3 separate regions of the Mus musculus genome follow, and regions 1 and 2 are each linked to region 3. The links are chromatin loops, found by intact Hi-C in ENCODE. Cell type or tissue: heart. All regions are shown on one strand. Links, peaks and the distances in the headings refer to the core of each region. The heading gives the core; the rest is flanking DNA.

Region 1 (10,009 bases), core at 608-8,607, 290 kb before region 3:
GAACCCTGGCTGCCTAGAAGACCCACTTGGCCACCGGCTGAGCTAAGGTTGATGTCTGTGAGCACGTAGGGCTAGAGGTCAGGCACCGGGCCTCGGGTCACCACCAGCCACCTTCGGTGACAGGGCAGCATGGGAAACAGATGGAAAGAGCCAAGTGTAGACTTTGTAGGGGGTTTTACGGACAGCAATCCTGGCCAGTGGCATCAGAGAAAACTTGGGTAAGCCCCAGGCTCCAGGAGCAGGGCTTTCGGATGCCCCCTGCCTGCCTTTCCTTGAACAAAGCCCCAAACAGCCAGGGTTTCACACTGCTCTGTCCAGCTGGGTTTATCCAACATCATTTCCTCCGTAGTATTTGGTGGTTTATTTTCTCCCCTCCAGGAGACAAATTCCTAGAATTTCTGTTCCATTTTAGAAGCCAGGAGATCCATTACCGCTGCGCTACACGCTGACAGTGCACACATTGGCTGTAATATCTTCACAGGATCTCAGGACACCCTACACAGACTGGTTTTGTAAGCAGACAGAGTACCAAGCCAAGGAGCTTTCTTAGACTCCCAAAAGGGAACCCACCTCTTGTAGAGTTTCCTAAAGAAATGCTTTAGGAAGCCAGAAGAGGAGCATACAGACACAGCCCTCTGCGCGACTATTCCTTTCCTGATAGAGATGGGCGCTGATGCCCCGTGTGACTCTGCTTCCATCTTGAGCCAGGCTCTGAGCATCCTCTCGGTTTTGTGAGGGTATTGACAGAATCCAAGGGCGCTACCTCACCTTGACTGCAAGGTGGCGGGCACACTTCCCACACCGAGAGCCTGCACGTCGGCACACACTGCTTTCTGAAATGAGGGATGTGTGGGTGGAAGAGCCACTGAGCAGATCTCAGTTAAGCCCCGCTCTGGCCAGGCTTGCTAGCCAAAGGCGACAATTCTAGCTTCCTGGGAAGTTGAGGTAGGAAAATCTTAAGTTCAAGACCAGCCTGGTCGACTGAGAGTTGAAGGCCAGTCTAGGCAACTTAGTAAGATTATGTCTCAAAAAAAAGGGAGTGGGGAGGGGCATGGGATTGAACTCAGTGGCGGAGCACCTGCCTAACAGGCACAACACAACACAACATTTTTTTAAAAATGTAACTATCAGGAGGCAGAGGCAGGTGGATCTCTGTGAGTTGGAGGCCAGCCTGATCTACATAACAAGTTCCAGGCCAGCATGTCCACATGAGACCCTGTCTCAAAAAAACAAAATAAAATGTAATCATCTCAGAATCCTATTTCTATATCCCCCAGATAACTACAAAACACAAAGGCCTTTTAAGTATTTGGGGTGCTAGGACCAACCTGGAAACTACACGGAGCTACAGGCCAGCCCGAGGCTGACTCTTCAAACATTCACCTTCAGGGTGGAATCAGATCCATTCACTGGTCACCTTTCCTAAGCAAAGTGCAGAGCCAGACCCCCTCCCCCTGTATGAGTCACCGTGAGGAGAGGGCTCTGTGAGAACAGTAGGTGAACTGGTAATTGTCCATAGGGGCTGGAGCTGAGCTGCCTTCTGTCCTGGTACCTGGAGGGAACGAGGATGTTAAGTGATTGACTAATGGACAGGACTCTGGACTCTGGCCTGTGCTGAAATTCAGATGTAATAAACACTGAGGGGCGATGACCCACGCAGAGATTCCGTGAGATGCCCATGAGTGTGTGCCCGGGTGGTTTTCATCAATGATGGCAGTCTCCTGTGACTTCCGTGGACTTGGGACCTAGTTTAAGGATATTACCCTCAGCTGACCAGCACTGCTAATTACCCCCAGGGTCTCTAGGGATTCTCAACGCCCTGGCAAGCCCGGACTCCATACTGCGATGTCTGGGATCCAAGATGGTGTTCATTATTATTCAGTCAAGCCTGGGATGGGTCCACAGGTACGGATCCCTCCAACTGTAAACAACGTTGGTGGCCGGGGACACTGAGAACCAATGCCCTGGCGGTATCCCGCATAGCTGAGTCTCACGGTCTTTGTGCTTACACAAACAAACCCCACTGAACCAGGACATGAGTGTGCAAGGAACACACTGCCTGCCTGCAAGTCTGGGAGGTAGAAGAGTCCATACTGATGGCTGTCCCTCCACTGGGCTCCGATCTTCACTTTAGGCCAGGCTGACAGCATGCTTGGTCTCCTAATCCTGAAGCAGGAACCAGGAAGGCAGCGCCAGTACGGACAGGGAGGAAAGCCAACCGCTCAAGTGCTGGGCACTTCTGGGGTCCGTCTGGATTCCTGAGATTCTCCTATCTTGGGGGGCGTAGGAGCCCCCGGAGGGCTCTGGGTGGAGGGCCGAGGACAGCAGCAGCAAAGAGAAAAGAGCCTTGTGCGGACTGCCCGGGTACAGAGGACGAACATGATGCAGTTGGCCCCTCCCTGGAAGGTGTTTCCAATGCCCTGTAGGGGATGGGGAAGAGGCGTAAATACAAGGTTGCGGTGTCTTAGAAACGCAATCATGGGGAGTTGGTGGGCTCCTGTGAATCCCATGACTTTTCCTGTTCCTGCCTCTAAAATGTCGTGGGATGAGCTCAGACACGTGGCCTTAACCAGAGCTCTCAACAGGTCAAAACTGGCCACCCAGCCCACCTGCAGTTAGGCCTTCTGCGTTGAGAAGAACCCGGGATCAGACAGAGGACTGTGCTAGGGAGGGCTTCTCTAGGTTGCTGAGGACAAGTGGACACTCCAAGCCACGCCTGCTTTGGGACAGGAATGGGATGGTGAGCTACCCCGCTTCCCATCCTGGCTAACACATTGGGACCTGAGATGCGCCTGTAGGGAGGGGATCTGGCCGTGCCACCGTAGGGTAGCAGGGCCCACGGAAACAGACATACATGCAGAACAACCAGCACGGGTGTCTGTACAGCCGGGGAACCACAGAGCGTCAGGACAAAGCGCACGGTGCTCCAGACGCGGAGGCAGATGAATATGAGCGGAATGAGGACCAACTTCTTATCTGCCGTGGAAGTGGAGGAGCCTCGCTGCAGCTGGCGCCCCTCGCAGATGGGCCGGTACTCCGAGAGCGCCTGGTGCTGTGCGGAGAACAGGGAGCAAAGTCAGGAATGAGCCAGACGGGCCTCCTAGCAGACCACCTATGCGCGCGTCCAATGCCCACGCCAGCTGCGGAAGGCAAGAGGCAGACACTGCTGTCTTTTCCACTGGGACACTGGGGAGGATCGGAGCCTATCAGACCACAAGGATTCTCCCCAACCGCCAGCTCCTGGATCGCATTCCACATCTCCACAGAAGTGACTCAGAGGCGTCAGGGACCTCTGTGTAGGATGAACAAGCCATCTTAGCGCTCAGAACCCCTGCACATTCATCTCAGCCGAACCCACTTCATTTTTCCTGCCACCTGTGTGACTTGGGAACCATCTTTTAGTCCTCTTTCCCAGTCGAGCCTCACCAATAGGCCAGTCTATGGGTCCCACCTCCAAATCAGACCCAGAATCTGGATACTCGGACCCACCACCACCGAATGGGCCTGGCATAATCACATGTCTAACTCGTCTCTCTCCTTCCCATCCCAGGCCATCCCCAACACAGGCTGCAGGTTCTCAGGTGGTGTCAGGCAAGCTCGGCAAGCCCTCTGCTCAAAGCCCTCAGAAGCTCTGTTTCAGCCCTTCCTTACACGACCTTGTCAGGGCGAGCCTGCCTCAGTCTGACCTCCGTCCCATGCTCTCCCTTGCTCACACTTCCAGCCAGACTGCTTTCCTCCGACCCCAGGCCTCATCTGGTCCTTGTACCTGGGAAAGCATCCCCAGTTTCCCACAGTTAAGTCTTTAGTCAGTGTCACATCCAGGATGAAGCTCACAGCCAGCCATTCCCCCTGACCCCATCCTAGCCACCGGCTGCTGTCTGCTTCCCAGGGTTCTTCCAACCTCCATCCTCTGAGGTCATCCACCTTTGTTTCTCAGCTTATCCCTGCCCCTCCACAATGCAGGATCCCCAGAGTGCAGGCTTGCCCACAGAAGGGGCAGAGGGAAGGATGGAGCCAGTCTAGGCTCTTGTATTCCTTGGGAATGGTTGTCATCGCAAGAAAAACGTTCAGTTTCAAATCACAATCAGATCTGCAAAACCAACTGAGGTGGCCAGCGAGAGGTGTCTGTTTGAGCCTGGTCTGGGACACTGAAGCCCTCGGAAGCCATATGCCTAGCATCCCTGAATGCCAACCTTCAACCCGACTCATTTTCAGCTCTCCTCCCTGTCTCCAGGCAGGAGATGATCTATGCTCCCACCTCCCTGCCCACTTCGTCTTCTTTTCTGAAAACTCTTGCCAAAGTGCAAGAGGAAACTGTCACATGCAGCGACCAGCCTGGCAAACTGAGGGCTCCTTGCCCTGCTCTAGAAAAGACAGAGGCACACATAAAAGGATGAAGCCTGGCAGAGCTGGGGGCGGGGCTTCATTCTCCAGGAGCAGCCCTCATCTTCCCAGTGGGAGGATGTATACGGGCATCCAGAAAGGCTCAGCCACTTGTCTGTGTGGGACACACTGTTGGCCCTGCCCTGCAGCCAGGACTCCAGTGGAGCCAGCAAGGACATGGCGCAGGTGAGGATCAGCTAAATGGAGAGCCAGGGTCTCAGAAGACACAGATGTAAATGCTGTACAGGGATGAGGTGTCCCAAGAACACAGATACCTACAAGAAGCATCTGTCAGTCAAAAGTGGCTGCTCAGGGCCAGACAGGATAGTCTTTAATCCCAGCACTGGAGAGGCAGAGGCAGGTGGATTCTGTGAGTTCAAGGTCAGCCAGGGCTACTGGGTCAATCTCAAGCACGGAAGGACAAAGCAACCCAGTAAGACACACCCTCCCAGGGTTTCTGCCTTGAAAACTCAGGGGATTAAAAACTTAAAGTTTCTCACTGCTTGAGAGGCAGCGGCAGGAGAAACAAGAGTTTAAGGTTGTCCTCAGCTGTGTGATGCCAGTCTGAGCCAGATCAGACTCTGTCTCCGGGCTAAGGGATATAGTACATCTGATGGAGCTCTCACCTAGCGTGCATGAATCCCTGGGTTCCAGCCCCAGCACTGCCGAACTGGTATGCTGGTACGTGCCTGTAATCCTAACAGGAAGGTGGAAGCAGGAGCAGAAATGTAAGGTCATCCTTGACAGGACTATATCATGAGTTCAAGGCCAGCCTGAGCTACATGTTACCCCATCTCAACAAAACAAGGCCCGTCTCAAAAAAAAAAGTACATAAATACACGTTAGGAAATGGGGCTCTCACTGGCTGGAGTCTGAACTCAGTGCACTTCTTTGGAAGCCATCACTGCTTTAGCTACTGATCAGTTTATAGGCTCCCATCCTTCATAGGACAAGCCTCCTTTTCGGGATATCCCCGTGGATTTGTGGTCTCCATAATTCTGATCGCCGAGGGTAACTAGGTGCGTTATCTGTGGCCAACTCTACTTAGTAGCATCCTTGACCTTGATGTTAATTTCTTAATGTAATACCGAATCTTACCACAAGGGGGCAGTGCAGGACCATGTGCAAAATGTAGCTCTGCGGTCCAGCTACCTTTTATCTGTCTGAGCCAGCTCAGCCTGGAAGTCGGCCCAGGTACACAGTCCCTATGGCTTAGCGTTAGTTTGGGTCTTCAGAGATACAGCCTGTCCCCTAAGGGCCAGTGCAGTGGCACCTACCGCCCTGTTGATGTGCTTTCTGACCAAAAGGTACAGCAGAGGTAGCAAGATATAAGCCAGCATCTCCCACAGCTTCCCGGTCAGTAGCATCCACAGGACACGGTCCTCAGCCTCCAGGTTGATCCAGCACCAGCCCACAGACACATCCGAGGCATCATAGCCTATCTTCTTTAGAGAGACGGCTGCCACTGTGATGGCCAACGGGACACCCCAGCTGAAGAAGAATGAGAAGAGAGAGATGCCAAGGTTAGCCCATAACACCCTATAGTGTTAGCATGGGCAAAACTGACTGGGGTTCTCTCAGAAGAGGACAGTGCTCCCCAAACCAGCATCAGTGCTCCTACAAAACAAGGGAGGGCAGGAAGGGCATGGGAAAGCCTGCTCTAATTTAGAATGCCAGGACTTTAGGGCTGGGGATGTGGCTTGGTTAGAAGGGAGACAGATGGCCCTCTCTAGCACCACAGAAACTGAGCATGCTGGTAACTGCCTGTAGCTCAGCGCTTGAGAGGTGGAGACAGATAGACCACTGTGAGATCCAGGTCAACCTGGACTACACAGTGAGATGCTAGCCTGGGCTACAGAGTGAGACTCTCAAAACGCAGCTCAGTGGTCAAGATTACTGTCTGCTCTTCCAGGAGTCTAAGCACCACATGGTAACTCACAACCATCTGGGGCCGAGGGGATTTGCTGCCCACCCGTAGCGTACAATTCCCAATCCAGACCCTGGTTTCTCCCAACCCCAAGCTGCCCCAGGTTGCCAGGGGACTGAAGGAGGGTTGAAACCTCACACAAATGCTGGTATTTGCAGACTGGTACAAATGGGTAACTCCAGTTTCAGGCCATCCCCCTCTTCTGGCACAGGTGAGCAGACAGACACACAGGCAAAACACTCATACTGAAAAAGGAAATAATTTTAAAAGAAGGTGCGGCCAGATGGTTCCCGTTTCTACAAGCCCTGCATTGAGGGGTGTGGGCCCCGGTCTGCAAACATCAGCATGTACGCCAAGGCTTAAACACTCCAGTCAGTCTCAGCAACTAGGGGGAGCTTGGGGCTGAAGGATTTGGGAGAATCCAGGGTCTAGAATCCTAGGCTATGGGTAAATCCCCTTGGCCCTAAGGCCTCTTTTCTTATGTGGTGGAAGTGTAGCATGGTAAGGGTCAAAGAACACCAGGCTGGAGAGATGGCTCAGCGGTTAAGAGCACTAACTGCTCTTCCAGAGGTCCTGAGTTCAATTCCCAGCAACCACATGGTGGCTCACAACCATCTCTAATGGAATCCGATGCCTGCCATTTGGAGCACACCCCCACAGCAACACAACTGGAATTAGGCCCCAGTTCCAAGTCTCCTTCCCAGAATCCCTACCCAGTTTCCTTCCAGAACAGCTTCCCAGAGGGACACCTCTTATGGAGGTGACACATTGTTTGACAGCTCTGACTTTGATGCAATGGGCTGGGTCCAAATGACCACTCTGTTGCCACCTAGGCAAGTTGCTTAGCCAGGTCAGCATTCCCACAGGGTGGAGATAGCGACCGCACCATCTGAGGGAATCCAGTGAGCATTCACACAGATCACACAAGTCCAGGCAACCCCATGTGTGCCGACAGCTGTCAAGGCTGTGATTAAAGCCAAGGCAGGGCAGTGCATGCCTGTAATCCCAGTACTTTGAAGACAAGCACTCTGGAGGCCAACCTGGGCTACACGGCTGTAATGTTGTAATGTTACGGTGCTCATCAAAAGAGTGTAGATGGGTGTCTATAGTGTGTGCACATGTACACACACAGACACACACAGACACACATGAATCATACATGCCACAGATAGGACGATGTTCACATCCCTGAGTACATGAGCAATGTCTAGTCCTCCCCCAAAGTCCCCAACTGAGTTACTTAGCCTAAAAAGCTGCATCTATAAAGCCTTTCCTCCAGCCAATAGGAATGAGGACTTCCCCATAGCTATCTGGATGGATCCCTGTTCCGCCCCCCCCCCCCCCCGTCCTTTAGGCCCCTGGTTACTCTACCCCTCCCCCAAGGCCAGGTGCATGTAAGGCAGAGGTCCATACAACAGGTGGCTGGAAGTGGCTGGACACTCAGATGAGGGTCTTGTGACCTCTATGTCCTCCTGAGGGAATGTTATCAGTCAACAGGTCTGGCTGGGATAACCCTCCGTAAACAGGCTGAGAGGACAGTCACAACAGCCTACCCTAAATCAGAGGGCCAGACTGAATCCCTCAAGCTGCCCTCTGACCTCCGCATGTGTGCATGGACATCCAAGCCCTCCCTCACGAATAAATGCAATTTTAAAAAAGCACACACACGTATTTCTACACCAACAACTCCCTATGGCCACGCCCAGACAGCCAATGGGCTTTCCAGAGGTGCTTCGCTGAGCCCTGCTCTCCCCAGCCGGCCACGGTCAGGAATTGAGAGTGATTTCAACCACAAAAGGCAGCCTCACAACTTTCATTTTCTGAAACATCTAAGATGAAAGTGAGAGGCAGGCCCCTAACCCCAGCCCTGGGGAGGCTGAAGCAGGGGGATTGCCAGGAGTCTGAAGCCAGCCTGGGCTACACAGTGAGACCCTGTCTGAAGCAATTGAGAACACAGAGAACAAGACATACAGCCTCTAGCTTCCCCAGCAGTGACTAAGGGACCTCTTCGCTGGATGAAGGCACCGGTGTTCTGTGCTGCACGGTGGCCTCCTCGTTCTTTCTACTCTGTTCTTGTCAACTCCACGCTGAATGCTCAGCTTCCTGTCTGCCCGTTTCTGCCTCCATTCAGGGCTAACAACACCTTAGGCGTTATGTTTTAAAGATTTACTGGTTTCATGGATATGCGTGTTTTGCCTGCATGTATATACGCACACCACATGCAGGCCAGAGAGACTGTCAGGTCACCCAGGAGTGGTATCACTTACAGTTCAGGCAGCTGTGAGCCGCCACGTGGGTGCTAGGAACCAAACCCAGGTCCTCTGCAAGAGCAGCAGATGCTCTTAACTGCTGAGCCAAATCTGTCTCTATAAAATACCGTGCTCTTGGTTGCAGTCCCTGGCTGGGGAGCACAGGGGTCAGTGACGTATCCCTGGAAAGTCTACTGTCTGTATGGGCGTGGCCATAGGGAGCACTTGGTGTAGAAATATGTGTGTGCATGTGTGCTTTTTAAAATTACACTTATTTATTCGTGAGGGAGGGCTTGGATGTCCAAGCACACATGCGGAGGTCAGAGGGCAGCTCGTGGGATTCCATTCATCCTTCTAATTACTTTAGACTATTAAAGTTCTCTCCATCTCTTAAACTTTTTGAGACAGGGTCTCATGCAGACCCGGCTGATGACTGGACGGGGCCTCTCCTCTTTAAAGCTCTGGATCTGAAGCAGGAGGCTCAAGAATTAAGGTCTGTCTGTCTAACTGGAGGAGGGCTAGTACACCACACCCCAGCAGGTCTCTCACTTGGAAGGGCAGCAACATCGCCTCCACGAGTGCCTGGGTCCCTGGTTTGCGTTTACCTGGAACCTGAGGGCAGCTCTGCACTGGCTTCCTCCCTTCTGAGGCAGCTACGGACTAAACTCTACTCCATTCCAGATCTTTCTCTTGAAGCCCCAACTTTCAGAACCTGAGGCTAGGACTGTATGTGGAGACAAGGTTCTTCATGAGTTAACTGGATTCAAATGAGGCAGCTGCCAGCTCGGGTCCACATCTAAGAGCACTGAATTCTGTAGGAATAGATTTGACACCGACAAGCATCTGGGACATCCTTGTAAGCATCTGAGGAGACAGTGCCATCTATGAGGGAAGGACAGAGGACCCAGGAGAACCTTCTCACCCACACCTTGAATTTCCAGCTCCTGGGCCATGAGGGAAGAACTCCAAGCTGTTGGGCTGTTGGCGTACCAGGTTCTGGGAGGAGCCACTGCCCCAAGCTCTGGGAAGCATAGTCCCCAAGTCCCAGGGATGAACTAGAAGGGCCCAGAGAAGAGAAACTGGATACAATGACACTTGGCTTTCCCCAGTTAAGGCCTTAGGGGACCTCTCTACTCATTGTAGTTTGAAATTCCCAGGGACATGAAACTAGTTGTGCACAGCAAAGAGGCAAGCCACCCTCACACTAGGAATTCCTATGATGGTCACAGGCAGGTGGCTGCCCTCAGAATAGCAATGTGCTGGATGCCCGCTAGAATCAAACCCCTTGGGCATCCCAGCTCAGCCCCTGTGAGGAACTGTTACAAAGCGGAACACTTTTCTGTAAGGACATCCCTACTCCCGCTTCACAGAGTTCAGTGGAGAAGCCGCCCACTGCTTTCTTTCCAAAGAACATCTGTAGCCTGTGTCCAGGCCCCAGCCCATCCCACTA
Region 2 (10,009 bases), core at 1,560-9,559, 150 kb before region 3:
AATTTCCTGAGAGTTTTTTTTTACCCCCCTAGGGCTCCAGGCAAACCCACCAGTTGAACAGGAAAAATAACAGACCCCACACTTAAAACCAGATGTCAGAATCTCTCCTGAGCCATTCGGAGAGACAGAAGGCGCCAGCTCATCTCTTCCCCTTCCTCCCCTGACCAGTCCTTGCTGCAGATGGGTCAGCCACCACTAAGCCACACAACACACAACTTACTTGGCACCTAAAAATATTGCCTTGTGTTTTTCCTTTAAATAGAAAGGTCCCTCAGCTCAACCCATGCCAGGCCTCCGCCTTCTGGGTTCTGGGTGGGCGCCTGGGACTTCAGCCAGACTCAGCGGCCCCCGAGTTGAGCTGCCATGGCTCAGAGATGGAGCAGGGTCGGGGGGGGGGGTGAGTTGTCATGGGCACTTGTGCCCTCTCGAGAGCTGGATGGGGTGACACAGGGTAGACTGGTGTTTGATTTGCCCAGGGTCCCAGAGCATTATGTATCCAGATGGGCCCTATTTCAAAGCCCGGGGCACCCCCATGCACAGATGAGAGACTAGCGTTCAGGATTGGGGGACCCTGTGACAATAGAAGGAGGCAAGGCATACCGATGTGCTTATAGGACCCTTGTCCAGGGATATCTGACCTCTTGAGGTGCCAGTGAGAGCCGGGAAGCCATAACTCATGAGTTATTCGCTCTGCCTGGCAGGAGAGATCTTGGGTTCAAGATTCTTAGAGGAAGGACCAATCAGGGGCCCCTGGCAGTTGGGAGCCCTCCTTAATTCTGAGCCTCAACGATGCCTTTATTTCTTTATTGGATCCAACTCCGTGGTCAGTGTTTAGTGGGAAGAACAGAAAGAGGTCCACGCAGGGCTGGTGGCACCTATGGCAGAGCACACAGTGGACCTACTAGTCTCTGAAAGATGCCCAGGTGACCGTGAGAAGGCCACCTCTGGGGACGGGGGTTGCTGATTTGCACTATAATCAGGACAATGCAGGCTGTTGCCAACTGAGTGTTTGTGTCCTTAGAGCTAGGTGATGATCCCTCTAAAAGAGGCCTGAGAGACTTTCTCCACCCTTCCACCGTGTGGGGACACAGTGACGAGAGGTTACATGTAGGAGGTTATAGCAGTCTAACAAACAGTCTATGTTAGCTGTTTTTGTCACCTTGACATAAGCCAAGAAAGTCACCCAGGAAGAGGGAACCCCAACTGAGAAAATGCCTCTGTAAGATTAGCCTATCAGTCAGTCTATAGGGACATTTTGTTGATTAATGATAGATACGGGAAAGCTCAGTCCACCGTGGGCGGTGTCACCCCTAGGCAGGTGGTTCCAGACTGTATAAGAAAGCAAGCTGAGCAAGCCATGGAGAGCAAGCCACGAAGAGACATTCCTTCATGGTATCTGCTTCAGTTCCTGCCTTGAGTTCCTGCTCTGGCTTCCCTCAGTGGTAGAGTTCAAGCCAAATAAACCCTTTCTTTCTACGTTGCTTTTGTTCAAGGTGCTCAGCACAGCAATAGAAAGCAAACTGAGACACAGGCCTTCCCCAGACATGAAGCTTTGGACTTTACCCAGTCCCCCCAGCTTCCAGAACTGAGAAAGAAATCCCTACGGTGGTTTGTTATAGAAACGAACTATTTAAGTTCTTTATTTGTTTATTTTAGTCTGTAGTCCCTGTGATCAGACACAGGGCCCTGTGCTTGTGCCACCGGGCTATCTTTCCAATCACAAATCCGTTTTTATATGAGAAAGACACAAGTAAAATAACACACTCTTTCCCCAGTCCCTTCCTGCCCCGCCCCTCCAAACCCCAGTTGTTACTGGGGGGGGGGGGCTGGGGGAGGGGCGGACTACTAGAATTCTTTTTTTTTTCATTGTTCTGTGGTTTACTCTCACATTTTCCAATAGTCTTCCTCCATTACCCCTTCATAATGCTTATTTTATTTTTTAAATTGTGTGTTCCGTTTATTTAAATTTAAATAATTAAATTTTAATTAAAAATAAAAAGGTGTAAATTAAGTTTATATTTTTTTTAAAATTTAGTTTTAATTATTCTTTTAAAGATTTATTTATTTATTTATTTATTTATTTATTTATTTATTTATTATATATAAGTACACTGTAGCTGTCCTCAGACACTCCAGAAGAGAGCATCAGACTTTGTTACAGATGGTTGTGAGCCACCATGTGGTTGCTGGGATTTGAACTCAGGACCTTCGGAAGAACAGTCGGCACTCTTAACCACTGAGCCATCTCACCAGCTCCCTTAATTTTTTAATTAAAGAGTAAAGTGTCTGAGGCAGACAGGAGAAGGCATCAGATATTTCGGGGTTGGAATTACGGGTGGTGGGAAGCATGCTGGGAGCTGAACTCCCTGCTCTGTAAGAACAGGGATACTCTTAACTGCCGAGGCATTTCTCCAGCCCCGTATTTTCACTTTTGATGTCACCTAAACGTGTGCTCTCTCACATAGAGACCCGGTGCGATGCGATGCTTTTAACAGCTGGAACGGGGAACATCCTCCCTCCTCGGGAAGGATCTTTATTTTGGGAAGTCCGGGAATCTTTGGGACTGTGGTCCGACCAGCAGAAGTGGGTTGCTGCTTGGGAGCCTTGAAGGTGGGATCTGCTTCTGCTTCTTGTCCCTCCAAGATGGCCTCCATCTCACACTTTTTTTTTTCTTTTTTTTCTCGAGACAGGTTTTCTCTGGGTAGCCTTGGCTGTCCTGGAACTCATTTTGTAGACCAGGCTGGCCTTGAACTCAGAAATCTGCCTGCCTCTGCCTCCTGAGTGCTAGGATTAAAGGCATGCGCCATCACTGCCCGACTTATTTATTTATTTATTTATTTATTTATTTTCCCATCTCACACTCTTGCCAGCCAGGGACTGCCCTGTTTCTGAAAGATCCTGGCAGAATGTAAAAGGACACAGAAGCCCTGAAATTGGCAAGATAGACGTCAGTGTTAGCAGAACTAGCTTCACTGATTTAAAAAAATAGAGGTGCACAATGCTCTGGCCACTCCTTGAACCTATGTGTCTGCCAATGTTCTGACCAGGTGTGTGCCCATTGCTGCACCTTCATTAGACTCTTTCCTTGTACCCCTCCCATACCCATTTCTTGAGAATAGACATTGTTTAGATCTGGAAATCCCCTACTCTCCCCCTTCTCCTTTCCCCCCTGAGGGCCTATAAAAACTGGGAACTCTTTCCCCTCGAGGTCGACTCCTCTATCCCTGCGTGGGATATGAGTCGTCCCTAGAGCTCTGGCTTTCCCCGAATAAAGCCTCATGTGGTTTGCAACAAGCTCGGTCTGTCGTGAGTTCTTGGGTGTCCGCTATTGTCCTGAAGCCTGAGCGAGGGGCTCCTCTCGGAGTCTTTCATTTCTACCACCATACCTTCCCCGCCTGTGAGCGGCTGAAACTGTGAGCTCAAACCAACCTTTCCACGAACAGTTTGCTGCTGTGGGGTATTCTCATCACAGTGGTAAGGAAGGTTTCCAATATGAGTCCTGACTCTGGAGCCAGGTTGCATGGGTTCGAGTCCAAGCTGTAATTTAGTAGCCACACAAGGCACTGATTTTCACAGGCCACCAGCCCTGTGTGTTGTGTTTGCTCTGTCTACACCTGAAGGCTTGAGTGAGGATTAAGGAGATAAGGTTTTCTTTTGTTTTGTATGAGACAGTCTCACTTAGCCGAGGCTGGCCTTGAACTGCTAATCCTCCTGCCTCAGACTCCTAAGTGCTGGGATTGCCAGACTGCTACGCTTGGCACTTTAGACAAGGTTTTTCTTTTAAAAGTTCATTTATTGTAGCAGAACTGGGGACTCATCCCAAGGCTCTACGCATGCCACAGCCCAGAAGACACCTCAGGAAGCCAGGCGTGGAACAGGTCACGTTGGCTGCGCTTTGGGACTCTGTTTTTCCAATCTTCACCGCGCTATCCCTTTATTTGACTCAGCTTATTCCATCCAAATGGAGGTCCTCATGTATTCGTCCGACACTATTTGAGGAGAGTGGGGACTGAGATTATTAAGGAAATCCTCGCTGTTGTCTTGTTTCGCCTACTGGAGCATCTTTTTCCTCTGTCCTTGTGACTTCTTTTTGCTCCTGAAGGGAGCAGACCAGAGACTTAAAGGGCACACAAGCTATGGGTTCTCCTTCCAGGGTTTCTGCCGCCCTTTTAGCCCAGGTCCCAGTTTGCTCATCTATGAGTCAGGCTCGGACAGCCCTGGAACCCAAGGCCAGAAGAACCAGCTCATCTCCAGCTGCCCGGCTAGTGTGTGTGGGGATAAATAATTGCTCTTTAATGCCTCTTTGGGGTAGTTTGTTCCACAGCAGTGACTGGGAGATGCCGTGTGTCAAGGATCCAGGTGAGCCTTGGGCATCAATAGGAATGCAACGTAGCCCTTCATATAAGTCTGGTGAGATTAGGATGACCCAAAGATTCAGACCATCGGTGGCGAGATTGCCTCTCATGGGGGCTGTGAGGGAGGGCCAGGTGGGAGAATGTGTAATGGGGGGGGGGTGATCAAGCCGAGAAGGGCAGCTGGGAGCTGGGAGCCAGAGCAGGGGTAGGATGGGGGCAGGGAAGCTTCTGGAGAGAGGTCTGCGGCACAGCGGAGGAGGAGGAAGCAGGGGCGTGAGAAGGTAAGGCAGGGAGGAAGACTGCCTAAGGTTTATTGGACATCCTCAAAAAACGTCTATATTAGCCCCTCCCCCTACGCACACTGCCTAAGGCTTATTGGGCATCCTCAAAACGTCTATATTAGCCCCTCCCCCTACGCACACTGCCTAAGGCTTATTGGGCATCCTCAAAAGGTCTGTTAGCCCCCCCACCCCCCACTGCCCAGGGCTTATTGGACATCCTCAAAACAAAAACGTCTATATTAGCCCCTCCCCCTACGCACACTGCCCAAGGCTTAAGAGGGAACAAAAAACTTTTAAGAGCTGGAGAACCGGGAGGAGTGTGGTGGAATGCTGTCTTCTTGACATGCATGGCTGCCCTGCCTATGACCTCACTGCCGCGGTGGTTCCTGCACAAGCCCTGTATAAGAGTAAGCCAACCAATGTGATCAGTCCACACTGTAGCGGGTAGCACCAACTGAACTCAGCTGGTTAAAAAATAATAGAAAGAAAAGAAAAAAAAAAAAAAGAGCTCAATACATGTCCATTAAGATCCTCAGATTTTAATTAAAAAAATATCAAGAGACCAGAGGAAGAAATACTCTCAGCAAGTATTTGTTTACACTGTTTAAATAAAGATTTATTGTTCCAGTAAAGGCGTCCATCCCATGGGGAAAATACCCTGAAGGACTGGCAAACATTACTAGTGACAATCTGACAGAGGCACAGCATCCCAGCCGACTGGCTATTATTTTCGTGGAAGAATTATCAGAAAATATTGCAGTAGGAGCTGGAGAGGTAAACTTAGTGCCTAAGAGCACCGGCTGCTCTCTCAGAAGATATGGGTTCAACTCTCAGCACCCACACGACAGACAGCTCACAACCGTTCATAACTCCCAGTTCCAGGGGATCTGGCACCAACTTCTGGCCTCTACCAGTACCAGGCACTCACACAGTACGCTTGTGGACTCGTAGGCAAAACATTCATTGATATAAAATAAAAATAAGTATATCCTTATAAACAAACAAACAACAAAAACCATTGCAATAATGGTTATCGGAAGATCCCCTCTCCCCCTATCCCCATCTCTTGGGAATCTCAAAAAGCCCAAGCTGGTCTTGAACTCACTTTATAAAGGATCATAACATTGAACTTCTGACCTTCTTGCCTCTACCTCCCGAGTGCTGAGTTTACAGGTACATGCCAGCAAGGCCAGGTTTATGTGATGCTAGCTAAGAAGTCTAACAACTAGCTGCATGCCACAGAATGTCCATCTCTCTGTTAACATCTTCTCAGAGTCTTAAGAGCTCCTTTCAAGCCTGGGTACCACCCAAATCCTGGCATAAAGTTCCGGAGCCTTTTCTCTGAATGTTTGATATCGCTATACTGCAATCCCACATATGGCCAGCAGGTGTCACTGTTCAACAACGTGATCCTGCATCAGCACAGGCACAAAGGACAAATGGAGCCTAGTTTGTTTTACCTTGTGAGAGAGATCTGTCTTCTGTTATGGGTAAGGGATGGCCTACATGTACTAATATGCCCGTGTTTGTTCTCTCGGTCTTGGTAGCACTTGCAACACTTTTGTGTCATGGATTGGTCTCACAAATCCTTGGGAATCTTTAAGCTCCTCAACCCCCCTTTTTATTTCATGTTTGTTAAATAAGTGCACACATGTATGAGAACATGTCTCTACAAGCCCTGGGAAACACGTAGAGCAGTTCTATGGGTAACAAAACCAAATCGGCTGGGTAAAGTGAACCCCGCAACCATCCGAGTTAAAATTCCAAACACTCGGCATAATCTCATTTACATACTCCTACTTCTCAGATCATGGGGGAGAGGCGTGGACTGGAGATTCCCGAGAAGCTCCTATAACCGGCCTCGCAGAAATGAAAATATTCCAAAGAGACACTTTTATTTTTCAATTTGACTGTCAGACTATTGAAATAATGGACCCCAAAGAAATGGGAATTTCCCCAGGAATCTCATGCTGGCAGGAGAAAGGACTCTGGCTAGAGGGGGAACTTGTCTCCCAGAAAGATTTCACATAGTTCTAAGAACTCAGACCTCCCTATGGGATGCGGCTGAAGCCCAAGCCATGATGGGCCAGCGGGACCATATTTTGACCGTAACTGCCTAGATACGCGTATTCTTGGTCCCTACCTCACGTCACAACCCCACAGATGAACTTGTGGCATTTATGAGATCTCTCCAGTGTGACCACACCAGATATATCTTCTTTTTCTGCTGCTTTCCACTTTTAATTTGGCTACCTTAGTAGGCTTCTTTTTTTTTTTTTTTTTTTTTTTTTTTTTTTTTTTTTTTAGTTTTTTTGAGATAGGTTTTCTCTGTGTAGCCCTGGCTGTCCTGGAACTCATTCTGTAGACCAGGCTGGCCTCGAACTCAGAAATCCGCCTGCCTCTGCCTCCCAAGTGCTGGGATTAACTTAGTAGGCTTCTTGAGGATAGGTGACCCAACCTGATTTGAACTCATGTTGTAACCCCACATTCGACAACATGCCCAGGCCAGCTAGCCTGGTGTATGCAGCAGTGAGCACTAAAGCCGAGTCTGAGATGCAGCGGATGGCGAGGACCAGTGCCTGAGGTTGTCATGACCTCTGTAGGCACGCTGCTGTATCCACATGTACATTGCATATACTGACATGCACACAAAATTAACTTCAAACAAATCGAGTCTCTGCAGGTTAAGTATCTTGGTCAAGGACACCCAGTGGGTGAACAAAGGTTCTTGGGTTTACGCTAGGCTGGTCTTAATGCAAGGGGCCTCAGAGAAGACAAGGGCCCTGTACCCTTTAAAGAATGGCAGGGTTCTTCCCTGCGGGCCCCAACTATCCAAGACACCTCTAGCTAGACCTCAAACTAACATCAGAGAGAGCAATTCTGTGAGGGCTTGTTCCCTAATCATCCATCCTTATCATTTTCTGAAGGTTAGAGAAGTGAGTGAGCAAATCATATCAACAGAACCCATGATGTACAAGATGTGGGAGTGGGGTCTCGGGGCAGCGTGAACAGAACTGGGAGTCCAGAGCCTCCTCCTCCCCTGGGGCCTGATTTGACTCAGGCTTAAGCAATCATCAGCCGACCTTTCGATCGTATTTATCAGCTGGTGTATCAGCTATTGCGAGCTAATGACTTTTCAACAAACAATAGGATCACGCCCCTTCCCCTCACATTCCGGCTTTGAGGACTCTTTCACAGTGCTCTGACTCACCGAAGTCACTGCTGTATGACTAACGGAGATTTACTAGCCCACCTTCCCGGTGTCCCAGGGATAAGAACGATGACTGTCAGGTAAGCTTAGATATTCAGACCATCAGTATCCATTTACCCAACAGGGTCAGAACTCAGGAGTGCTGATAGAGAAATATTCAAGCCTTTTGAGAGCTGTCTTTCTTGGGGTCAAAGCTAAGAGGACCCAAATGGACAGCTGCCATTCTTTTTTTTTTAATTAATTAATTAATTTATTATATATAAGTACACTGTAGGTTTCTTTAGACACACCAGAAGAGGGTATCAGATCCCATTACAGATGGTTGTGAGCCACCATGTGGTTGCTAGGACTTGAACTCAGGACCTTTGGAAGAGCAGTCAGTGCTCTTAACCACTGAGCCATCTCTCCAGCCCCCCCGACAGCTGCCATTCTAACCATTTGAAACAGCTTCCATCTGTTCTGGAAGCTTTCCCCCAGGCAAAAGACAAGTCTTAGAAGAGAGTACATAGTCCCAGGTGTAGTGCTGCAGTACCTGCCCTGTGAGGTGACCGACCACACCTGATAAGGGACACGTACTTCTCGCTCAACATATGGAACATGCTCTCTTTCCAAGCTATATGGGTCAGTGGCTGCCGTGCTCACAGGGAATGCTTCAAATTCCCAGACTTTGAAGAGTCCAACAGGAGGGAGTCACCCCCCTGAGTCACCGGCAAGGCTGCCTGCTCGAAGAGCCAATAGCGCCCCGGAGAGGCCGCTTTCCCCACGCAGACCCACCTTGTCCATAGCAGTCTGGAAGCTTCTGTGTTTTCAAACAAAATTGGCAACAGTGAGGTGGTTGGAATCTACACAGTAGCCTCCGGCCCTTCGGGTCTTTACAGTGAGTGATTAAATAACTTCAGCGGCCACAGTATTTATAGCAACTTCTCTAGCATCCCTCCCCACGTATGGGTGAGGAGTGGGAAGATCTTAAGGGGATATCGCGAAGATGGGAGTGAAAATTCCCTCAGTCACCTGTGACTACTCTCTTCTGTAATGACGGGAAAGGAAAATCCCTTTCAGACTAGAGCTTCTAACGGTGTACTTTTAATGTGAAGTCCCTGTCGCTTGTGCCATCCTAAACTCATTGTCTAGGTACTGTGGACGCCTATGCGACCAGGACCTCGGGGTCTTGAAGTTCTGAGTTGCCTGTCTGTCTCCATGAGCGCGGAAACAGTAAGTATAGAGCAGCCGGATTACACATGGACTCATAGACAGTTCCTTTGCACGACAGCATTACAGAACCTTAACCCGGAGTTTCAAACGAGTTAAGCAAGATCTTGCTCCTGTGATTACTGCTATAACCTCACCCTGCCAAACATTTTTTCCCTAAAGAATGAACCTCAGCTCCTCAATACAGTGCTGGACACCACCGCAGCCCCCGCGCAGGTTTTCTGTTATTATGATCCTGGCCTTAGGTCCAGCCTTTCCTAAAAACTTCTCCAGAGGAATCAAAGCTCTTGCTGCAGAGGCCAAGGCAGAGCGATGTATGTCTGAGCCTACAGCCCTTCTGCAAGAAGGTGGTATCGGGGGCTACAGAGTTCGCAAAGCCCCAAGCCTGCCCTGCCTCAGAGCCCTGCGCGCTCCGGGCTCTCGGGCGACCAGCGCCGCTCAACGCTAGGAAACCCAGCGCTGGGTCGGAAAGTAGAGGGGCGTGGCAGGAGAAGGGGCGTGGTGTAGGGCGGGGCTAAGCGGGAAAGTGCGGAGGGGAGGGCTGTGAGGAGCGCCAGGCAGAAGGGAGGGTTGCGATAAAAAGGGCGTGACCTGAGGCGGGGCGTGGTGAAGGAGCGTGACATGGGGCGTGGCAGGGCAAATGGAGGCGGGGTGGAGCGTACAAGCCCCGCCCACGGCGCGTCCTTCTTTTTTCTCCGCCCTCCCACCTTAGAGCTGTCGGTGGCTTTTTCTTCTCAGCGCAGGAGTCGCGCTCGAGCGGCCCGCGCGCTTGCTGCAGGAACCAGCTCCAGGCGCTGGCGCCGGGGCCACGGGGAGGAAGCGACTTCGCTCTCTGCAGCGGGCGCGGCCCTGGGCACCGCGAGCCTCCGGAGCTCCAAGAGCTGCGGCCTCTCTGTGCGCGGTAGGCGGCATGGGACACCGAAGACCGGTTGGGTGGGCGCGCGTTCGGGCTC
Region 3 (10,009 bases), core at 834-8,833:
CCATGCTCCTCCAGCATCCTCCTGCTGCCTGCCACCATGCTCCTCCAGCATCCTCCTGCTGCCTGCCGCCATGTTCCTCCAGCATCCTGCCACCATGTTCCTCCAGCATCCTCCTGCTGCATGCCACCATTTTCCTCCTGCTGCCTGCTGCCATGTTCCTCCTGCTGCCTGTGGCCATGTTCCTCCAGCATCCTCCTGCTGCCTGTGGCCATGTTCCTCCAGCATCCTCCTGCTGCCTGTGGCCATGTTCCTCCAGCATCCTCCTGCTGCATGCCACCATGTTCCTCCAGCATCCTCCTGCTGCATGTCACCATGTTCCTCCAGCATCCTCCTGCTGCATGTCACCATGTTCCTCCAGCATCCTCCTGCTGCCTGCCACCATGTTCCTCCAGCATCCTCCTGCTGCTTGTGGCCATGTTCCTCCTGCTCCCTGCCACCATGTTCCTCCAGCATCCTCCTGCTGCATGCCACCATTTTCCTGCTGCCTGCTGCCATGTTCCTCCTGCTGCCTGCCGCCATGTTCCTCCAGCATCCTCCTGCTGCCTGTGGCCATGTTCCTCCAGCATCCTCCTGCTGCTTGTGGCCATGTTCCTCCTGCTACCTGCCACCATGTTCCTCCAGCATCCTCCTGCTGCATGCCACCATGTTCCTCCAGCATCCTCCTGCTGCCTGCGGCCATGTTTCTCCAGCATCCTCCTGCTGCATGTCACCATGTTCCTCCAGCATCCTCCTGCTGCATGCCACCATGTTCCTCCAGCATCCTCCTGCTGCCTGCCACCATGTTCCTCCAGCATCCTCCTGCTGCCTGCCACCATGTTTCTTCAGCATCCTCCTGCTGCCTGTGGCCATGTTTCTCCCGCACACTGGACTCACACCTCTGTAATCTCGAATAACCCTTTCTTCTGTAAATTGCCCTGGCCTTGGTGTGTTACCACAGCAGCAGAAAGTAAATAATATAAGTAGCATATACCTGTGGTCCCAGCACTCTGGATGCTGAGGCAGAAGGATGAAGAACTCATAGCAAGAATTATCCAAAAGAGAAAGGGAAGGGCCAGCCAGGTGGCTCCTTGGATAAAGGCATTTGCAGCCAAGCTCGATGACTTGAATTCCATCCCTAGAACCCGCATAAGGACGTTCTCCCACAATTGCCCTCTGACCTCCCCAAGCACGGTGGTGCATGCATACACAATTAGAATTCGATAATTTGGAAAAACATGGTGCACGCCTTTAATCCCGGCACTTGGGAGGCAAAGGCAGGCAGATTTCTTAGTTCGAGGCCAGCCTGGTCTACAGAATGAATTCCAGGACAACCAGGGCTACACAGAGAAACCCTATCTGGAAAAACCAAAAATAAGGAAAAAATGGGGAGAAAGGAAGGGGAAAAGAGGACGCAAGAACGGAGGGAAGGCAGGTAGCAAGGAACAAAAGAGTAAGTTAGGAAAGGGGGAGGGATGGGAGGATGGAGGGAAGGAATGGAGGGGGAAGAGGAGCCTAGAAGAACTGGTCAAATGCCTGTCAGTTGACTAAAGCCTTTAGTCACCCCTAGCTGGCCGTGCTGAACGCACCTCTGACCAGTGTCACCAGGCTAGAGTCCATGTATAACCTGGAGGGCCAGGCTGCAAAACCAACCAGTGCTTCCAAAAAAGCTTGAGAAGGAGGCAGTGTGTCTGGGATGAGCAGAGATGGGAGGGATGTTAGCCCCTTAGCATCTCCACAGCCCTCCTGGGGCCACTGCTCTCCTAAGCAGGCTCTGTGCCCAGAAGTCCTATCACTTCCTCTCCTAACACCTGCCAGCTCAGCTCCCCCACGCTCCCCACCCCCACCCCAGCCCCACGGCTCCTCTAAATCAATCCAGAGGCCAAGTCCTCTCATCTCGCCTCATCAGTGGGCCCTCCAGCCTCTCCATCATTTTTATTGCCTTTTCCTGGCAAAACTCCCTCCAAAATTATCAGCAAACTCCACGTGGGAAGGCCTAAGAGAAAATCCCCCTGGTAAGGACTGTCTTCTCCTCTCCCAGAGCGCTTTTCTCAACTCTAACGTTCCTCCTCAGCTGATTACAGGCGCGACTTGGGCCAGATGGGAGGACCCATGATTCCGTGATTCCCTTGGGCTTCTGCATGTCTGAGCCTGCATCCTCTCTCTCTCTTCCCCTCCTCTCAACCTGCAGCCTCCCCCCCCCCCAATCACCCTCAGCATCGCTGTGTTCCTGCACCAAGCACCTTCACCCTAGATAGCCAAGCCAGGGATCCTGAACCACGGGGCCCACCTGCTTGCTCACCAGCATCCTAGGACTCCCGTAAATGTCTGCGGATCATGCTCCACCCAGCCAGAGCGCTTTAGCACACGATCTCGTTTCATCCAGAAGGACATTCAGGGCTCCATTATAGGGAGGTAGGCACAGGTTCTGGCGGATTAAGTAACAGCAGGCCTCGATCAGCGGGGCAGGAAGTAACAAGACTGCAGACCAAGGTCTCACCTTTCCCAGGGAACCCGAAATCAATCCCTCGGTGCTGTACCGGGGCAGCACGAAGTGTGTAGTGGGGATGGGACTCTAACTACTGCTGACTCAGCAGGTAGCAACCCTGAGCTCCCAGTCGCTGGTCCAAGCTGGGTTAATTACACTTTACGGAAAGTATTCCCTGGTCTCCTTCCCATCTGACACCCTGGTTCTTACTGATTTGGGTTACAAATCTGATTCTACCTCTGGCCAAGAGAGGTTTTCTTCTTCTGGGTAGAGCTTTGCATTGCATTAACCCTTTAAAATTAGCAAGTCAAGGGCCAGCAACACGGCCCTTGGGTCTTTCTGCCAAGCCTGAGGCTCTGAGTTCAATCTCTGAGACATTTAAGGTCAAAGGAGAGAACTGACTCCTGCAAGTTGCCCTCTGACCTCCACATACGTGTCCACACGAGCGCACACAGGAAGGAAGGAGAAGTGTTGTTAAAGTTACACATCTCGGCAGGCCGGTGAAATGATCAGGGTCAAGGCCCTTGCGGCCAAGCCTGACATCCAGAGTTCAATCCCCAGGACCGACTTGGTGAAAGAAGAGAACTGACTCAAAGTCGTCCTAACGTCCTGTGGCACACTCACACACACATTTGTACAGACACACATAACATGTAAAGATATAAATGTCTCAAAGTCATTAAAATTAAACAGGTCAAGCAAAAACATGTGCAAATATTATAACGGCACTATAACTGTAAGTGATAAACAACTTAATATCCACTAATGAATGAGTGAGTACAGACCACACATACTTAGGGCATTATTCATCCTGAAAAGAGCTAATGCTCTGACACCTAACACACGGGTGAGCCTTTGAAGTCTATCTCGGAGAGGAGGAAGGCAGAAGCTGAGAGTCCCCCAATGTGTAGCCCACGGCTATGAAATGCTGAAATGCACAGGGTACACAGACCCACAGAGACAGAAGAAGGCACAGTGGTTTCTGGGGGCTGAGAAGGAAGATTCCCTAGAGGCGGGACTTCTGGGTCAGAGGTAACTCTACTCAAGTCTTTGAAGCATCCAAATCCACGGAAAACCTAGCATGGAAGGATGCAGCTGACATCCTCGAATCCCCATGTGGAGATGGCAAGAAGAGATGGCTCAGTTCCAGGAGGCTAGCACACGGGCCAGCTAACTCGCTTACACAGCGGGAACAACACAGACCCTGTCTACACAATGCATTCACGCACGCGTGCGCACACACACACACACACACACACGCACTAAAGTGTACATTTTCAATAGGTGGATTATGTGATATGTGAGTTATACCTCAACAAAAGTGTTCTCCCTCTCGCTCTTCCTTCCCCCTCCCACATGGAAACCAAAGGTTCTCAAAGTGACACTCAGAGTCAACCGCGTTTCTCAGCTCATGGCCTTGGCCCTGACTTTGCAAGCTTTTGAGCAAACGGGCCTATCCTATATGGATTAGCATGGTCTCGGGCGCCCCCTGGTGGGCAACAAGCATTTACTCCATTGCCAGATGCGGGTGCTGGTTGCCTGTGGTTGACTGAATTGCCCCTCAGTCATCTAAGCCTCTTTGAACACCAAGAACGCTAGTCCTGCCTACTACATAACATTTAAAGGTTTTTAAATTTCTGGTATATTTTTTAAAACAACTAAAATAAATTTAAAACACACACACACAACTCTAGTCTCTTTTCACCCTGATCTCTGCCATCTCCCACAACAGCGTCATCTTAAAGCTGACTCCAGAAAGCATTCTAGGCCCACTGTAACTATTTAATCACAAAAGATCAGGAAACCAAGAGACTCTTGCTGCTCTGTGAGAGGACTTAGGTTCAGTTCCCTGGGCCCACAAAATGGTGCTCGGTCACCTCTGACGCCAATTCCAGTGGGAACTGCTGGCCTCGGATCAGATGGCAACTACACTTATGCTCGTACATACACATACACACACAAGCATACACACACTACACACAAAGACACACACTACACACACACATACACACACAAGCATACACACACTACACACAGAGACACACACTACACACACACATACACACAAACACACACATAGCAACTGCATTCATTCACACACACACACACACACACACACACACACACACACACACACACACAATATAAAGAAACCTTGATACTGCCATACTTATTACTGACATTAGAGCCGGAGTCCAATACTGATACCACTGGACGGCCTCACCAGTGATAAAAATATTAGCTATTTTTTAATCTGTCTGCATCAGAATCTCCTGGTCTTTAGGGTCTCTGTCCACCTTTACTCTCTCACTTGGAACCTGTTGTTAGGATGAGAACTGTGTCTATTCTAACCCAACCTTTGTCCTCGTGAACAATGGAGCAAGCTGACTGTTTCACGGTTAAAGCCAGGGGGGTTCAATGGTCCCCAGATCTCTGTTTCTGTTACTTTTATCATTTAAAAATATTTTTTTCCAAGCAGGGCCACATGCAGCCCAGGCTAGCCTCAAATTGTCCATGTAGCCAAGGGTGACCTTGAACTTCTGACCCTATCCTCCATTTTCTGGGAGTGTAGGCTTGTACTACCATGTCTGGCTTTATGTGATCCCAGGGATGGAACTCAGGTCTCTTTACATCCTAGACAAGCCCTCCCACACCGAGATACAGTCTCCTAAGAATGGTTTTTAAAAACAGATATTGGGAGCTGGAGCAATGGCTCCGTGCTTAAGAGCCCTTGTTGTTCTTGCAGAGGACCTGGGTTGAGTTCCCAGCACCCACACAGTGGCTCACAACCACCTGTAACTCCAGTTTCAGGGGACCCAACACTGTCTTCTGGCCTCCAAGAGCAGTGGATAAATGTGGTACCCTTATATGCATGCAGGCAAAGCATTCATAACATAAAATTAAAATAAATCTTAAGTCTAAAATAAAAAACAGAAACCACACAGGTGCTGTCATAGAGAAGTTACAAGCTCCACATCTTCTTTCAAATGATGTCAACCTGACACTTGTATCTAGAGAACTCTGGGGTTTCTGGGCAGCTAAGGACTCTGTTGCTGACATATGCCTTTAACCCCAGCACTCGGGAAACAGAAACAGGAGGATCTCTGAGTTCGGGGCCAGCCTGGTCTACAGAGTGAGTTCCAGGACAGCCAGGGCTACACAGAGAAACCCTGTCTCGAAAAACAAACAAACAAACAGGGCTCTATTTTTGGACGCTTCTGGTGAGACAAAGGGGAGAAAATGGGGCAAGAAGGGGAGCCCTTCTCTGTCTCTCTCCTTCTTGCTCCCTAACTTGACCTAAGTCCTAGGAGCCCATGACCCCTTCTCACTTAACTGTCTCTCTGCCCTGATTTCAATGCTCTGGAATATTCTCTTACCCCCAACCCTTGATCACCTACCCTGTACCCTGTTTCTGGTCACACCTCGATTTCCAAGGAGACACCAATATTCTTAAATCTACACATGACCACCTCTGGATGGGTTTCTCAGTTGAGGTGTGGTCCACTCTGCTGATGTTGGTTATAGGCAGATAAAGGCATGTTCCTTTAGACTATCCCCCACATATGTCCATCAGTCTTATCCTGTGATGTGAGAGGGAAGGAGAAAGCTGAGAGAAATGCAGCCAGGGCCCTGGGGACACAGAAAAAAGCTTCCCAGACCGATGCAGTCCGGCCCTAAGTACCTCCATGGCTACCTTTCCTCTGCAGCCACCTAAGGACACAGTGGCGCCAGAAGGAGCCTCAGGGACCCATTTAGTCCTCGCTCAGTGCATGTACTGGCCTCTGGGGGCAGCTCGTGTTACCTCTGTGTTTTCAGGAAGCAGAGATAGGGGAATGGGTTTATAGTGATTCAATTTAATGAGGATCCCAGTCAGCAAGGAGTGGGCCATGCACCTTAGGTCTCAACTGCCCTGTCCAGGGGACAGAGACCACCTGTCCTTGCTTCTCAGCCACTGTCAGTCCTCTTGATTGTCCCTGTGGTGGTTTAAATAGGAATGGCTCCAATGGTCTCATGTGTTAGAATGCTTGGTTCACGGGTGTGACACTATTAGGAGATATGGCCTTGTTGGAGTCAGTGTGGACTTATTAAGGAAGTGTGTCACTCTGGGGACAGGATTAGAGATCTTCTATGCTCAAGCTATGCCTAGTGTGGCTCACAGTTTCCTTTTACTGAGGAGATGTAGAATGCTATGCTCCCTTCCCCAAGGAAAACATACAGACCTCAGGCTGCCAGACTCCAGGGCATAGGAGGACTACCATTGGCCATACATTTCCCTGTGGTATAACAGGTACCCCTTATTCTTTCCCCCCACATTCTTGGAGTAGTATATTTTCATCCCCCCAATCCTCTCTGGTCCCCTTGATACCCAGGCATCAGAAACAGCTTGGCTTTGTGACTCCCCACTCCCTTCCCCGAGCCTTCCTCTGACAGCCCAGCTACATGAATCCTCCTTCCTCCGAGATCTGTAGAAAGACGGGATCCCCACATGCCTCGTGGGCCAGAACTTTCCTCAGAGACTGTGCCAGGCTGTGTCATCTGTCTGTCTGCCCATGGAATTAGTGACCTAATAGACGGTCCACCTCAGTGTCCCCCTTGAATCCCAACCCCCAACTTTTCAGTAGTGAAGAACTAGGGTTTGGCCGGTTAGCTGACTGGTTTTGTTTGGACTTTGGGACTTTTGTTGGTTGTTCACTTGGGTTTTGGTTTTGAGACAGAGCGTGCCTATATAGCCCAGGCTGGCCTCGAACTTTTGATCCTTTGCACAGCCTCTTAGGTGCTGGGATTGCAGGCAAGCACCACCACACCAGGCTTTTCTGTTCTTTATAGACTACTTTTTCGAGGCAGTTTTAGGTTCGCAGCAGAGAGCTGAACCCTCCGGAGAAACTGCACACTTCCAGCCCCAGCACCCCACAGCCATCTGCCATGGCCACAATCTACACTGACAACATCAGTTATCTACCGAAGTCCAGAGTGCTTTGGGGCTGGCTTTTGATGTCTGTGATGAACAGTTATTTTCATCAACTTGACCCAAGCTAGGATCACCTGGGAAAGGAAACATCAATAGAGAAAATGTCTCCATCTGACCAGCCTGTAGATGAATCTGTAGAACATTTTCTTGATTGATGATTGATATGTAATGGCCCATCTCACTGTGGGTGGTGTTGCCTTTGGTCATGGTGTTTATCACAACAACAGTCAAACCAGACAAGCAGCAGGTGCTCCTGACGGCTAAGCCAGCTCCCCAGTTCCCGTCTGTAGATTTCCCTATGTGGATCTTGCACAGATCTGTATCTTAATATTTCATTTTTGAAGTTCTAATACAATTGGTAATAGTTTTAAGCTTTTTATTACATTTGTGCATAATTGGCGGGGGGAGGGGCGGTGTGTGTGCTATAGCGCACATGCGCCCATCAGAGGATAACTTGCAAGAGTCAGTTCTCTCTTTCCACCGTGTGGGTCCTGGGAATCAGATTCAGGTCACAGCCTGTCTTAGTCAGGGTTTCTACTCCTGCACAAAACATGGAGACCAAGAAGCAAGTTGGGGAGGCAAGGGTTTATTCAGCTTACACTTCCACATTGCTGTTCATCACCAAAGGAAGTCAGGACTGGAACTCAAGCAGGTCAGAAAGCAGGAGCTGATGCAGAGTCCATGGAGGGATGTTCCTTACTGGCTTGCTTCTTCTGCCTTGCTCAGCTTGCTTTCTTATAGAACCCAGGACTAACAGCCCAGGGATGGCACCACCCACAATGGGCCCTCTCCGCTTGATCACTAATTGAGAAACTGCCTTACAGCTGGATCGCATTTCCTCAGGGAGGCTCCTTTCTCTGTGCTAACTCCAGCTTGTGTCAAGTTGACACACAAAACCAGTACACAGTCTTAGCTGCAAGTGCTTTTACCCAGTGAACCATGTCGCTGACCTAGTAGTAATATGCTTTTGTTGAGGGCTCTTGGTGCCGCTTCTAGGAATTTGGCATTTGTCACTGGGCTCGAACAAGGAAGTCGGCTCAGCTAAGCATGTCAGAAACGGTGACCACGGGGCTTTGTTTACTGCTTTGCTGAATTAATGCCTTGTGTGATCTCTTTGCTGACCACTTAATCACTATCCCGTGTGATCTCTTTATTCACTACTTGGCTTGATTGCTTTGTCTTTGATCTAAGAGCTGACCATGGTTTTTGGATGTATCTAGGCTATTTCAGCCTCAGTGCAGACTGGAGTCATGCTATAATTTTGTCTAATTGTTTTTCTTCTTTTCCAATCCTCACTCCCTTGCTTTAGACCCTGTTGACTGACTGAGCTGTCTTGGCCATGCTTTTAATTTCAAATCCCACTTGTCTGATACATGCATTAGGAAGGTAATGACTTTATCTACGCGTGCTTGCAGGGAGCCAAGCCAATCCAAGACTTCCTTGGAAGCCCGCATGACAAGACAAGGGGAGCATCTCTTCCTTGGCCTTACCAGGAACGGATTTGGTGAGGCCTGCAACCTGCTGCAGCCAATGCCTCAGGGGAGTCAAGGTTGTCATGGTTTCTGGGGTCTGGACTCTTCCCCCTGGGAGGTAGTTATCCGTCCTTGGGCAGCTGTGTCTGAGGCATCCTGTGTTCTCTTTGCCAAGACTGTCTGACCTGTAGCTTGGCCGTTCTCCCCCCTGTAAGTAGTATATAAGATGTTATACTTAATCCTCCTGACCCCAGGTATTGCCTTTGTGTCTTCTCTGCTTCTTAACCTGATCCTCACACACAGCACCTCATTCGGGACCCTTATTTCTGCCGGTTTCAGGTCAAATGTTTGTCTTATAACCTTTCTATGCTCACTGTATTCAGTTTTTTGCTAGTTATAGGAACTGGAGGAGGAGGAGGATGAGGAAGAGGAAGAGGAAGAGGAGGAGGAGGAAGAGGAGGAGGAGGAAGAGGAGGAGGGGGAGGGAGGGGGAGGGGGGAGGAAGAGGAGGAAGAAGAGGAGGGGGGGAATCTTTTATGCTATTCCCTTTCTTGTCTTATTGCATTGGTTGAAACTTCCCGTACGGTGTCAGACAGTAGTGATGAGCTGGCCTTGTGCCTGCTGTCTGCAGGAGAGCCACCAGCTTCTCGTCTTCCACTCTGGGATCGGCCATGCTCTGTGGATTTTTATTATGATGTTGAAGTTCCTTTCCATCTCTTAGTTGCTGAGCATTTTACCCCATGTAGTTTGTGTTTTTGCCACATGGTGTTTTGGTTTGGGTTTTCTGTCTGTTTGTTCTTTGTTTTTGTTTTTTTTTTTTATTTGTGGTTTGGTTTTTGGTTTTTTATTATTGTTTTGTTTTGTCTTTTTCTTTCTTCAGTCTCTTCAAACAGTGAATTTTATTAATTGGCTTTCTAATACTGAGCCAGCCTTACATGCCTAGTAAACTCCCTCTTAGTTGTGGTGCTGGGTCCCTTTGCTGACACTCCTAGCCTATAATGACTTTCTAGCCTTGGGCTGAGCCTGTGACTGGAAGGATCGCCTTTTTCCCTCCACAGGCCTGTTTTCATTATTTCATTAAAGCCTAAGCCACAATGCACTGCT

The links. Peaks named below come from ENCODE experiments on the same cell type or tissue, not always from the same donor. Only the 100,000 strongest peaks of a DNase experiment are listed, where the experiment ranks them.
Region 1: a loop joins it to region 3, with 7 times the contacts of the local background. A loop is called at or near these places in 33 of 42 quality-filtered maps.
Region 2: a loop joins it to region 3, with 8 times the contacts of the local background. A loop is called at or near these places in 33 of 42 quality-filtered maps.

Annotation. Positions count from the first base shown.
Region 1 is chr4:150,094,623-150,104,631 of GRCm38, reverse strand. Gpr157 (G protein-coupled receptor 157) reads right to left here. Exons shown (of 4, transcript NM_177366.3): 2 at 5,661-5,874; 3 at 2,855-3,052; 4 at 1-2,420. The coding sequence ends at 2,223. Among named protein-coding and RNA genes, the nearest start is that of Gpr157, 12 kb to the right of the region's middle. In heart, for the core only: no CTCF peak of the experiment used is centred there; DNase peaks (open chromatin) are centred at 1,882 and 5,581; H3K27me3 peaks cover 3,832 bases.
Region 2 is chr4:149,954,801-149,964,809 of GRCm38, reverse strand. It overlaps Spsb1 (splA/ryanodine receptor domain and SOCS box containing 1), which reads left to right and starts at 9,804. Exons shown (of 3, transcript NM_029035.2): 1 at 9,804-9,957. In heart, for the core only: CTCF peaks have their summits at 8,573 and 9,510; DNase peaks (open chromatin) are centred at 6,019 and 8,509; H3K4me3 peaks cover 693 bases; H3K27me3 peaks cover 1,673 bases.
Region 3 is chr4:149,800,835-149,810,843 of GRCm38, reverse strand. It overlaps Gm42354 (a long non-coding RNA gene), which reads right to left. Exons shown (of 3, transcript XR_881588.1): 3 at 8,315-9,113. Among named protein-coding and RNA genes, the nearest start is that of Gm42354, 15 kb to the right of the region's middle. In heart, for the core only: a CTCF peak has its summit at 3,968 (motif pointing left); DNase peaks (open chromatin) are centred at 2,093 and 3,943; H3K27me3 peaks cover 2,722 bases.